2 separate regions of the Homo sapiens genome follow, and region 1 is linked to region 2. The links are chromatin loops, found by intact Hi-C in ENCODE. Cell type or tissue: heart right ventricle. All regions are shown on one strand. Links, peaks and the distances in the headings refer to the core of each region. The heading gives the core; the rest is flanking DNA.

Evidence for each region. A loop is a pair of places that touch in the nucleus more often than their neighbours do. Peaks named below come from ENCODE experiments on the same cell type or tissue, not always from the same donor. Only the 100,000 strongest peaks of a DNase experiment are listed, where the experiment ranks them.
Region 1: a loop joins it to region 2, with 1.8 times the contacts of the local background. A loop is called at or near these places in 6 of 110 quality-filtered maps.

The regions. Positions count from the first base shown.
Region 1 is chr4:139,922,812-139,928,196 of GRCh38, forward strand. The region is part of intron 1 of MAML3 (mastermind like transcriptional coactivator 3); the gene reads right to left. It overlaps LOC105377452 (a long non-coding RNA gene), which reads left to right and starts at 4,253. Exons shown (of 4, transcript XR_007058279.1): 1 at 4,253-5,385. In heart right ventricle, for the core only: no CTCF peak of the experiment used is centred there; no DNase peak of the experiment used is centred there; H3K27ac peaks cover 1,291 bases.
Region 2 is chr4:140,002,308-140,007,692 of GRCh38, forward strand. The region is part of intron 1 of MAML3 (mastermind like transcriptional coactivator 3); the gene reads right to left. Among named protein-coding and RNA genes, the nearest start is that of MAML3-AS1, 120 kb to the right of the region's middle. In heart right ventricle, for the core only: no CTCF peak of the experiment used is centred there; a DNase peak (open chromatin) is centred at 2,334; H3K4me3 peaks cover 1,154 bases; H3K27ac peaks cover 2,122 bases.

The DNA of each region.
Region 1 (5,385 bases), core at 76-5,075, 80 kb before region 2:
CTATTTCCTGAGGTTCCTGGCACAGGAGACACAGCCAAGATGGAGCAGAGGGCTGCTGTCAGCATTGGCCAGCAGTAGTGCCTATCTAATGGGTGTAAGGATAGAGCTGTTCCTTCAAAGGGTTTGAGGACAGAGTGCTTGCAGGGGTGCCGGGTAGATCTGAAATCTCACGGGATCCCCTGCACCCCAGTGCTCAGAAGGGGAGGGAGCTCTGCTCATGATAGGGTGCCAGAGGGATACGTAACACACTGAAAAGTATTCACTATAAAAGCACATTGACAGGGTCTCTAGACTAGCACATTTTGAGAGTCCCTGGAACAGTAGAGGGTCTGGCCTTGTACCCTAGACTTGACTTTGTATTTCTTACTGCACCAGCTTTAGAAAAACTCCAGCTCCCCACACCCCGGGATCCAGACGGTGGAAGCTCCACCAAGCAAACAGCAAGGCTTTACCAGCCCCACCCTGCAGTAGGGCACCACACTCTGCCCCCTTCCCTCTGTTACTGACTGGGAACAGTCATGAGAGCTTGTAGAGGACTGTCATCTTCAATGCCCATAACTGTTGACATCAGGTGAGGCATTATGATTTTACATATATTATACATACACAATATGTTTGGTTCTTGTGTTCTCCTTAGTTTCCTGACTTAACATTCATGGAACAGCCTCATTATCTCAGGCCTGGAAATATGGATAAGTGCATTATAAACCCCTTCTGAAAATTGATAAATGCCTTGCTCGTCTTGTATATTGGGAAGCAAAGTGTTCTACTTAAGTTTTGTATGTACATATTTTAAGGGGTAGTCTTTGTGTGTGTGTGTGTGTGTGTGTACACCTTTTAATAAAAATGTAAAAACAATTTTTAAAGACTTTAAACCTCTGTGATCAAAAGCTTTCTAAAAATATTTGGATGTTTCCCTGCTTTATTAGAAGGTAGATAATTAACTTTTTTTGATAACTCATAGGGTCATAAGTTACTGACCTTATTGTTGGTTACAGATCTGCTGTTTGTCTAGGGGAAAAAAGCTAGTTACTTGATTACTGGCTACCCTTATTATGAAGGAAGAGAACGTTGCAAAAGATGATAGACCAATACATTTATGAGACTCCCTATGACCCTGTTTTGATAGTACCTTGCTATATCTCCAGACTGTAAAGTCTGTAGGAATGTTAGATCTGTTCCTCAGTAAGACATGAACTCACTCCCATCTCCACTCAGCAGAAACATTTTAATTTCTTTTCTCTTCCTAGTGTTTGACATATCACCACAGAATAAAAAAAGTGATACCAACGCCAAACTTCTTCAACCTATTACTCTCTTTTCCTCTCCCCAGACATAGAAACTCACAAAATCCCTGTGCTTCTATAATGTCATTCTAATCCAGAGATAGTGGCTGAATTGTAATAAAATCACAGAAGGAAATTCTATTCCAGTGATGGAGAAATGTGGTAAAAGATACTATTTTGTTAACAGCGATTCTGAGATGATCAGAGTAGAGGCAATCACAAATGGACAGGGTATTCTTCTTTTAATTGCTTTTTTGTGTGTACATTAAGAAGGTATTTTACCCTCAAATATATAAAGAACTATCTCTGAAATCTTTACCTTTCATATTATTTACATAAAACTTTTCCTCCCTTTTTCTAATTTGTAACACACGAAATGTTTTCTCCATGTTATTCTGTTATCTTGAATTATGTTATCCTGGATCAAGAAATAGCATTCTATCCTTCTCACCAACATGAAACAGAAGTCATATCCTATTGTACAATTGTTAAATGATTACTAAAATCATTGGAGTCAGGTATACTAAAGTGTACTTTCATCATCTGGCAGATTATATTGAATAACAAGCCAGAGGTTCCATTACTTCACTCCCAACTACTACTTCTCTCAAAGAGGGGTGGGTTTGCACTTTGATATCCTACTTGCACACAGATGTAAAAATCTTTGTTCCCCTTAGGAAACTAGCATCTTATTATTCATCTACTACCTTCTCTGGGAAGAGCTTCCTTGATCTCATTTCAGTATTCATTTAGCTCATTACTTCCTGAGGATCAAAAATTACTAGAATGCTTCATGAGAAATAAAACCTGAGATTCCCAAATCTGCATTACTGATGATGGAAAAACCCAAATTAACAACGGAAGGAACTCCGGTTCGGTGACCTTTCGCTAAACTTTTTTTTTTCAGTGTTTAGTAACACAGAGGCCTAATCAGCAAAACATGATTTCAGCTTCCTTTAGAAAAATGAGACCTTTAGAGCAAAAAGTGAGTTGAGCACAAACTAAATTTTGGACCCCTAAGCAAAACATTTAGAGAGGTTCCTTTTTCATTAACCATCCCGAGAAATGACCTCAATCTGCAATGTGCAAGGGGTGGGAGAGAGGATTAGTGAGTCCCTGTACTCTTTTTGTTTGTTTGTTTGTTTGTTTTGAGATGGAGTCTCACTCTGTCGTGCAGGCTTGAGTGCAGTGGTGCAATCTCATCTCACTGCAACCTTTGCCTCCTGGATTCAACCGTTTCTCCTGCCTCAGCCTCCTGAGTAGCTGAGATTACAGGCGCCCGCTACCACACCCAGCTAATTTTTGTATTTTTAGTAGAGATGGGGTTTCGTCATGTTGGCCAGGCTAGTCTCGAACTCCTGACCTCAGGCAATCCACCTGCCTTGGCCTCCCAAAGTGCTGGGATTACAGGCATGAGCCACTGGATCCGGCCCCAGTCCCTGTACTCTTGATAAGATAAAGTGGCCAAAAAAAACAAGGTGTTGTCCAAAAACTGAGAGTATAAAAATAAGGATGAGAGAATGATAGGAACTGGGGCTAGTGTGCCACCTTCACCCTCACCATTGATGACATCTAATTTCAGGTAGTCACAATTGCCTTTCTTTGGAAAGGGTGCCTGTCTGGTTAAGATCAAGTTGACAAGTGCTTTATTATAGTCTCTCTACTCTTCTGTACGTTTGAACATTTCTAAAATAAAAAGTTTTTTATAAAAAGTATGTTGACTGGTTCACTAGAAAAGAAGAATGCATAGAAGGCAAAGGAAGTGAAGGGTGTCAGTCCATTCACCTTGGGACTGAAAATCGTGAGCAATCTGCCAAGTCACAATGCAAGAAGAAAGAGGAGGACGGAGAAATGCCAGATGCAAGGAGGGCAGCCCACGGTCCTGCTCAAAGAACTTTTTAGGGTGATGGGAAGGTCCAGAAAAAGGAGGACATGCTGCTGGCTGCATCTTGCCCTCAACAGAGGATTCAGACAGAGCTGTATCAGCTTCAAAAACCAAACACCCATATACCGAGAAGGCATATGCTCTGTTTATTTGACCTGAAGGAAAAAGGATTTTGCTCACGCTGTCAGACCCATATATCTACAAACAAGTGGAAACAATAGATGTAAGGCATGGAAAGAAGTCATGTATAGAAAGAATAAAAAGAATATTTGACTGCTTGACTTTCTTTAAAGGTAGTTTAGATCCTTTTTGGTTAAAGAAATGCCTACTATAGGGCCAGGCGCAGTGGCTCATGCCTGTAATCCTAACACTTTGGGAGGCCGAGGCGGGCGGATCACCTGAGGTCAGGAGATCAAGACCATTCTGGCTAACAGGGTGAAACCCTCTCTCTACTAAAAATACAAAAAATTAGCTGGGCATGGTGGCGGGAGCCTGTAGTCCCAGCTACTCGGGAGGCTGTGGCAGGAGAATTGCTTCAACCTGGGAGGCGGAGCTTGCAGTGAGCCGAGATCGCACCACTGCACTCCAGCCTGGGAGATAAAGCGAGACTCCGTCTCAAAACAAAACAAACAAACAAACAAAAAAGAAATGCCTACTATATTAATGACAATTTATGTAATTAATTAAAGCCTCTAATTTTTTTAAACTTTAAACTTTTTTGACTTACAGAAAAGTTGCAGAGTACAAAGCTTGTATTCTTCACACCACTTCCCTCAAGGTTAACCATATGCTTACATAACCATAGCATAATTATCCTCATACAATACTATTAATTAAACTACAGGCCTCATTAGAACTTCACCATCTTTTCCACCACTGTCATTTTCTGTTTCAGAATCCTATTCCGGATGATCCCATATTGCATTTAGTTGTTACTTCTCCATAGAGAAGTATTGCCTTCCAGGCCATAACAATTCCTCAGTCTTTCCTTGCCTTTCTTGGCCTTGACACTTTTGAGGAGAACTGATGAAAATGATTTTGTAGAATGTCCTTCAGTTTGTGTGTGTTTAATGAGTTTTTTTCTTTTTTCTTTTTTTTTTTTTTGTACTTTTTGTACTTTTCGTAGAGACAGGGTTTCACTGTGTCACCCAGGTTGGTCTCGAACTCCTGACTTCAAGTGATCCACCCACCTTGGCCTCCCAAAGTGCTGGGGTTACAGGCGTGAGCCACCATACCTGGCTTGTTTAATGGACTGGAATGAGGTTACGTATTTTTAGCAAGAATAGTATAAAAATGATGTTGTGTCCTTCTTCGTACATCATATAAAGGGGTTCATGATGTCAATATGTCTTATTATATGATATTTCACTTGATCACTTGCTTAGGGTGGTTTATGCTGGTTTTTTCACTGTAAAGTTACTTAATTTTTCCCTTGGTAGCAAATAAGCATTTTAAGTGAGATATGCTGAGACTACGCAAATTCCGTTTCTCCTCAAATCGTTGCCCACTAATTTTAGCACCAATCTGTGAATCTTGTCTATAACAGTTATTTCCCCAATGGTGGTTCTGTTTTCCACTTTCCTTTTATATGTATTCTTTGGAATTCTACTTAAGAAAGAGTTGTCCCTTCTCTCCTATGTATTCTTAAAATTATTTATTTATATAACTATGGACTTCTGGCTATTACGTTATTCTGTGGGTGAAAATCCAATGCTATCATTTTTTATCTTGCTGCTCAAATTCCTCTGTCTTTGGCCATGGGAACACATTTATGCGGACTCCTATGTCCTTTTGACAAGCCCATGTCTTTTTTCTGTGCCTTTCCTTATTTATTGGCACTTTAAGATGTTTCAGGTTTATTTTGTGTTTGCCCTGCCTGAACTCTGGAATCAACTGCTTGCTAGGGTGGCTTAGTTCCTTTTATTGGACAATGACATTTAGAAACAAGATACAGGTGCTGAGTGAGCTTATTGCTACTGGGCTGTTGCTTTTAGGCCTTATCAACAGACAGCGCTCAGTAATATACGTGTGTATGCTAACCCATTTATATACATACAGCTATATTTCTGCATCTGTCTATCTGTGTGTCTGTGTGTGTGTATATATGTACATTTAAAAACATGAGTTACTGCTAGCCTGATTCCAATCCAACATCACAGGGTTCATGCTGGCCTTCTCCTTTCTGTATCCATAACTGTTTCTCCATCAATGCGA
Region 2 (5,385 bases), core at 189-5,188:
TTTGTCTTCCTGTGCCTGGATTCTTCTTATTTTTTTCTCTACCTGATGTCTGCCCTGTTTAACTTATAATTACATTTTGAATAGATGTAAAGTCTGAAAAGTTATTTCCATTGAGGTCTGAGGTGGAAGCAAAAGCAGAAAACACAAATATGATTTTTAATAAGTCACGATGGGAAACAGTAAGACTGGTCAACTTTCTATCAAATTTATTTTCATGATACATTTGTAAATGTTCAGAAGACAATAATGGCTTTAAATTCCACCATACTATAGGTTCTAAATACTAGCCTTATAATCGGAAGATCTAGGACTTGTCATCATTAACTACTTATTACGCAGCAACCTCCCACTGCCTAACACAGTATCATTTATGTGGCTGCCCTCAAGGATAATATGCCCTGGAGCAGAGTCACAATATTCTCACACCACAGAAAACCAAAACAATATAGTGGCAAGTACCGCTTGATTTGTTTACTAGGTATACCCAGTCCAAGTTGGCAGAAAGGAAACTTGTGCATATTAAAATTCATTGTCCACTTACACAGTGACCCTTGTACTGCAGAATTCCCAAGGGACCTACTTTACCAGCAGCAGTGGTTCCCCAGGTAGGCACTGGCAGGGTCTGTTGGAACCATGCCCACTACGGTGGCAGGAAAGTAATGGCAAGGACAAGCACCCAGCTCCAAAGTCAGACTAACAATTTGGATGTCCAGAAGTCTGAGGCTTTTAAAACAATTCAACTTGGTGGATGGTTCAATTTACCACTTCTTTCTCAAAATTCCTCTCTGCAAATTTCTATGAAGATTTAGGGTTCTAGAGCTGGAAGGAACTTGGCATGGGAGTTAATCAGTATCATGAACTGTTGATGGCACGAGGACTTCACCTCCTGCCCCCAGGCCAGTTCTGCTTTTACTACACCACTGGGTTGGGGTGCATTTGGAAGTGACAGCAGCATTGCTCCTTTGTAAACATGGTTGGGTCTGGGTTACCTAAGGGAAAATTCTAGAGGGAGCTCTCGGACAAAGTTCCAGATATACTGGGAGAAAAGTACCTAGTAAAAGAGAAACACAAGACACTCCTTGGGCATAAGGAGAAAAAGAACGAAATAGTATTGGGGGGTAATAGGCTAGGGGACAGTGCAGGAAAGACAAGCAGACATGAGAATCCTGGCATGTCAGGGGCCAAGGATGATGTCCTTGAGGCCAATATGATTCAACTCGAATAGCTGAGAAGGGCTGCAAGAAATACAGTGTCCTATCTCACTGGCTTTGTCACAAAGGGTTAACACTAGACAATTTTCTTTTTCTGTGCTTTCGTGTACCCCATTTTAAAGTGAGGATAATAACATTTTGCCAGCAACGTCTGTCAAAGGGGACTGAGATACTAACATGTGCCTCTGAAGGAGTCTTGAAAGAGCACCAGATTCAAGTCCTAGCTCAGCTAGAACTCTGTGTCCTAGGAAACATCCCAAAACATCCCTTAAGTTCAGTTTCCATGTCTGTGACAATCAAGGATTGGGCTCCTTGAATTAAGTCTGCCCCAGGTATATGATTTCCATACGTGAAGTGCTTTAAGTTCCCACAAGGAAAGTTTCTGTGTAAATTACAAATGGCTTTAAGAGCCCTGTCAACTCAACCTTCCTCCCATTCCTGCTCTCCGCACAAGCAAGAGAATCACTTAGAAAGCATTGTAAGCTATAGGCAATGGGAAGAAAAGGAGAGAGACTGCACACAGGCACTTTAAGGTAAGGCTGCACCAAGCCCTTAATGCTTTACTTTGCACGAGACAGAATGTGGATTAGCGTGTTTATTTCAGAAGCCTTTCTGAACACCATACCTGGCTATTTAAATTCACAAGGCATTTGTTGTCACACTTTGTCTCATATTAACAATGGCACAGAAGGCACTGGCAGTTCTCTCAATATTCTCACCCCAGAATATTGGTGGATGGGGGTATTACTCAATGGCACAGTTTCTTTACTTATTATGAATGTGCTAGGGAAGGACCATTTACCCCCACTCCCCTAGCACCCAGTATTTTTAACTAAAAGCTGTTACTTCAAGAACGTAATTCCCAGATCCACACAGGGGCACTGTCAGTTTTAAAGGCATCGCATCTTGTTTCCTCACTTCTTTGAAGCTCATAAGAAACCTCTCCTTCTGAGCGTCTACTTCACCTAAATGATCTCAAATTCCTTGAATCACAAAACCAGTAAGAAAGGGAGGGGTTTGGGGAGGGGGCAGGGGAGAGTAGTGAGGAGAGAAAGAAAGAAAATGGGATGAACAGTGGCTTAGTGCAACGGGCTGCGAGTGTGTGACACAAGATACCCACCGCAGACAAAGAACGCCATGAGACTCGCAGGGAGACAATGACGGCTCCAGGAAAAACGCAGCGCTCACGGGGCTGGCGAGGGAGCCTGGCGCAGCTCCCTTCCCAGACCCGCTCTCCCTGCCAGCCCAGGGCTCCCAGCAGCTGCTCCCCAGTAGAGAGACACATGGTCATTTCCTAGCCGAAAGGAGGGCTACCGTTTTCCTTAGGTTTTTTTTTTAACATAAGAAATAACTCCTCCCTATCATCATATTCCCCAGATATAGCTGTATTTTCAACTACCAAAAACCAAACAGAATGATTTTTGTTTCCTTAAGAGTTTAGAAATTCTTGTGAAACAAAATAATCAGGAAGAAAACAAAAGTTCAGCAAAGTAGCTAAAATCTGTACTTCAAAAAACACAGGTAGAAAACATTTTGGTTAAGTGTGCTGGGGTGCTGGTGAATGTGGAGGACGGGCTTTGAACAATGCAGTGGGTTAACTCAGTGGTGTTGCTACCCTTTGTCCTGGTTAGTTCAAATGGTTAAGACAATGCAGAGGGCTAGGATTTTTCCTGTTTCACCTCTCCTCTTTCCCAGAAACTATCTGGAGCAGGTTGATTCACTAGAGATTCCTAATCCTCCTTGGCAGAAAGAGAAATGTGAATTTGACAAATAATATGCATAAAATATTCCTTAACCTGGAAACATTAGGAGGAAATAATCAATTCAGAAGAACTGAAATAAAAAACTAAACATAGAAAAGTGCTGCTGCCAGGCAGCTGTCCTCCAATGTTGGAAACATGATCACCACAGGACTAGATCTGTTTAAAACCACTATCTGTTTACAAACAAAGCACTTACTAAATAACGCTCCAGGTAATGGATGATGACAGGAATAGGGCTTGCTCTTTTAAATAACAACAGATTGGAAAAATATTTCAATACCATCAGACAACAAATTAAAATGAAACATCTTTTCTAACTGGAAAAATGCAGATCTAGCTGGGAAAATTGATTTCTACCCATCCTCCATCCTCCCAAAAGAAGATTAGAAAGAGAAAACTGAAAATCATACATCCTGGAGATGAACTTTGTTAATGAGCGCCATAAACATTCACAGGGAGCTAGGCTCCTATTTCATAGGTTTTTGAAAAAAATATTCTAATATGCACACGTGAGTCAAACAGACTGCAGTAAAATGCATCTGATGTTTAATTGTTTTAATACACTGCAAGAGGGAGTGAAGCCTTGTCACTCACCAGATGAAATCTGATCTCTCTCAAATCATCTCACCCAATAGTGTTAAAGACATTACTGCTGTGACATAATTCAACCTCAAGACATCTTATGGGAAACATAGGTCAGTTTTAAAGCACCAGGTGGATAAACAGACATTCATTATTCAGTCTCCTGACCTTGAATTTCGGGGGTTCTATAGTCATCTTTTGTTTGGAGGCTGCCACTTGAGATATCGTGTGCCATGCAAGGGCTTTCCAGATTTAAGTGGACTTTATCGAGTAAGATGACTCTTTTTTATGAGAACACATAAGATGCCAAAACATATGCTTCTGTCTTGTTCCTAATTCGAGGGGGCCAATAGGAAGAAAGGGAGTGGAAGGGGGAGGGGTCCATAGCACTCCCCTCTCCTGGTTGGTATTAGAGTGAACAAGAAGTGAATTAGGAAACAGGCCGGGTGCGGTTGCTCACCCCTGTAATCCCAGCACTTTGGGAGGCCAAGAGGGGTGGATCACTTGAGGTTAGGAGTTTGAGACCAGCCTAACCAACATGGTGAAACCCCGACTCTACTAAAAATACAAAAATTAGCCAGGCATGGTGGCGGGTGCCTGTAATCCCAGTTACTCTGGAGGCTGAGGCAAGAGAATCACTGGAACCTGGGAGATGGAGGTTTCAGTGAGCCGAGATGGCGCCGCTGCACGCCAGCCTGGGTGACAGAGCGAAACTCTGTCTCAAAAAAAAAAAAAAAAAAGTGAAAAAGTGAATTAGGAGACATTTGAAGACCCCTGGGCAGAGCAGAAAAAAAGGTGGTTAGCATATTTTCTCATTCAACTGAAATACATCTGTTGACCTCTAAAGTTCAAACAATTGCAGGGCTAACTGCATCCAACCATAGCTGGAGATGAATTAAAATTGATATTCTATAGTCGTCTATCAAATAAAAATAATAAAAGCTAATAAAAAATAATAATAGCAAAGACTTACATAGAGCTTACCCGCTGCCAGGCACTAATCCAAGTACTTTGGATATATTAACTCATTTAATCTTCCCGTCAACCCCTTGAGGTAGGTGCCATATACAAATGAATATAAACTTGGTTATGTTTAAAGAACAAAAAGCTTCATAAGCTTTTTGGTAAAATAAGCTTTGGTGGTAAAATAGGATAGAGGTAGGTGATAGTTTTGAAAAGGAATCTGAGTCCACATATCCTATAACATAGGATGTTGCCGTATATATTGCTGGGGCAAATATTTATATGAAGAAAACATACAAGGATAGCTTATCGGCATTTTTTTAAATAGCCTTGTTCATAAATTTCCACTGAAGAGAATACTAATCTTTGTAGAGAGAAAAGTAAGATCTAAAAGAGATTAGAGAAAACAAGAGGATACGTGATAAAAAGTGAAAAGACCTCATAGCGGCTAAAAATTTATCACCAACTGGAGGAAAATTGCACTCAAAGAGCCTAAAATCTAAAACAAAACAAAACACTGGGCTGGTCCCTTCTTGGAAATGATAATCTTTATTACAGCTTTTCCTTCCTGGGATTCTTCCTAATGCTAATTCCTAGTAGCTAAAATAATAATAAGGGAATGGAAGATGAGGCGAAAGGAGACGTTTCTGTATTCCATTATATTCCAGTAAAGGGAGGGCAGTGGGGAGGGAATGCCTCAGAGATCTAGAAAGAAAGAGGAAAGAGAAACAGCAAAAAAAGGTTTCTGTATCTGTTTCTTTTACCTTCTCACCCATTTGGAACAAAAGGGAGGTGGTCGGGGTAAGATCAGGTTATATTCCAAAGCCACCAGCCATTGGATGGCCTGGAAATGGGAAAGCCAAGCT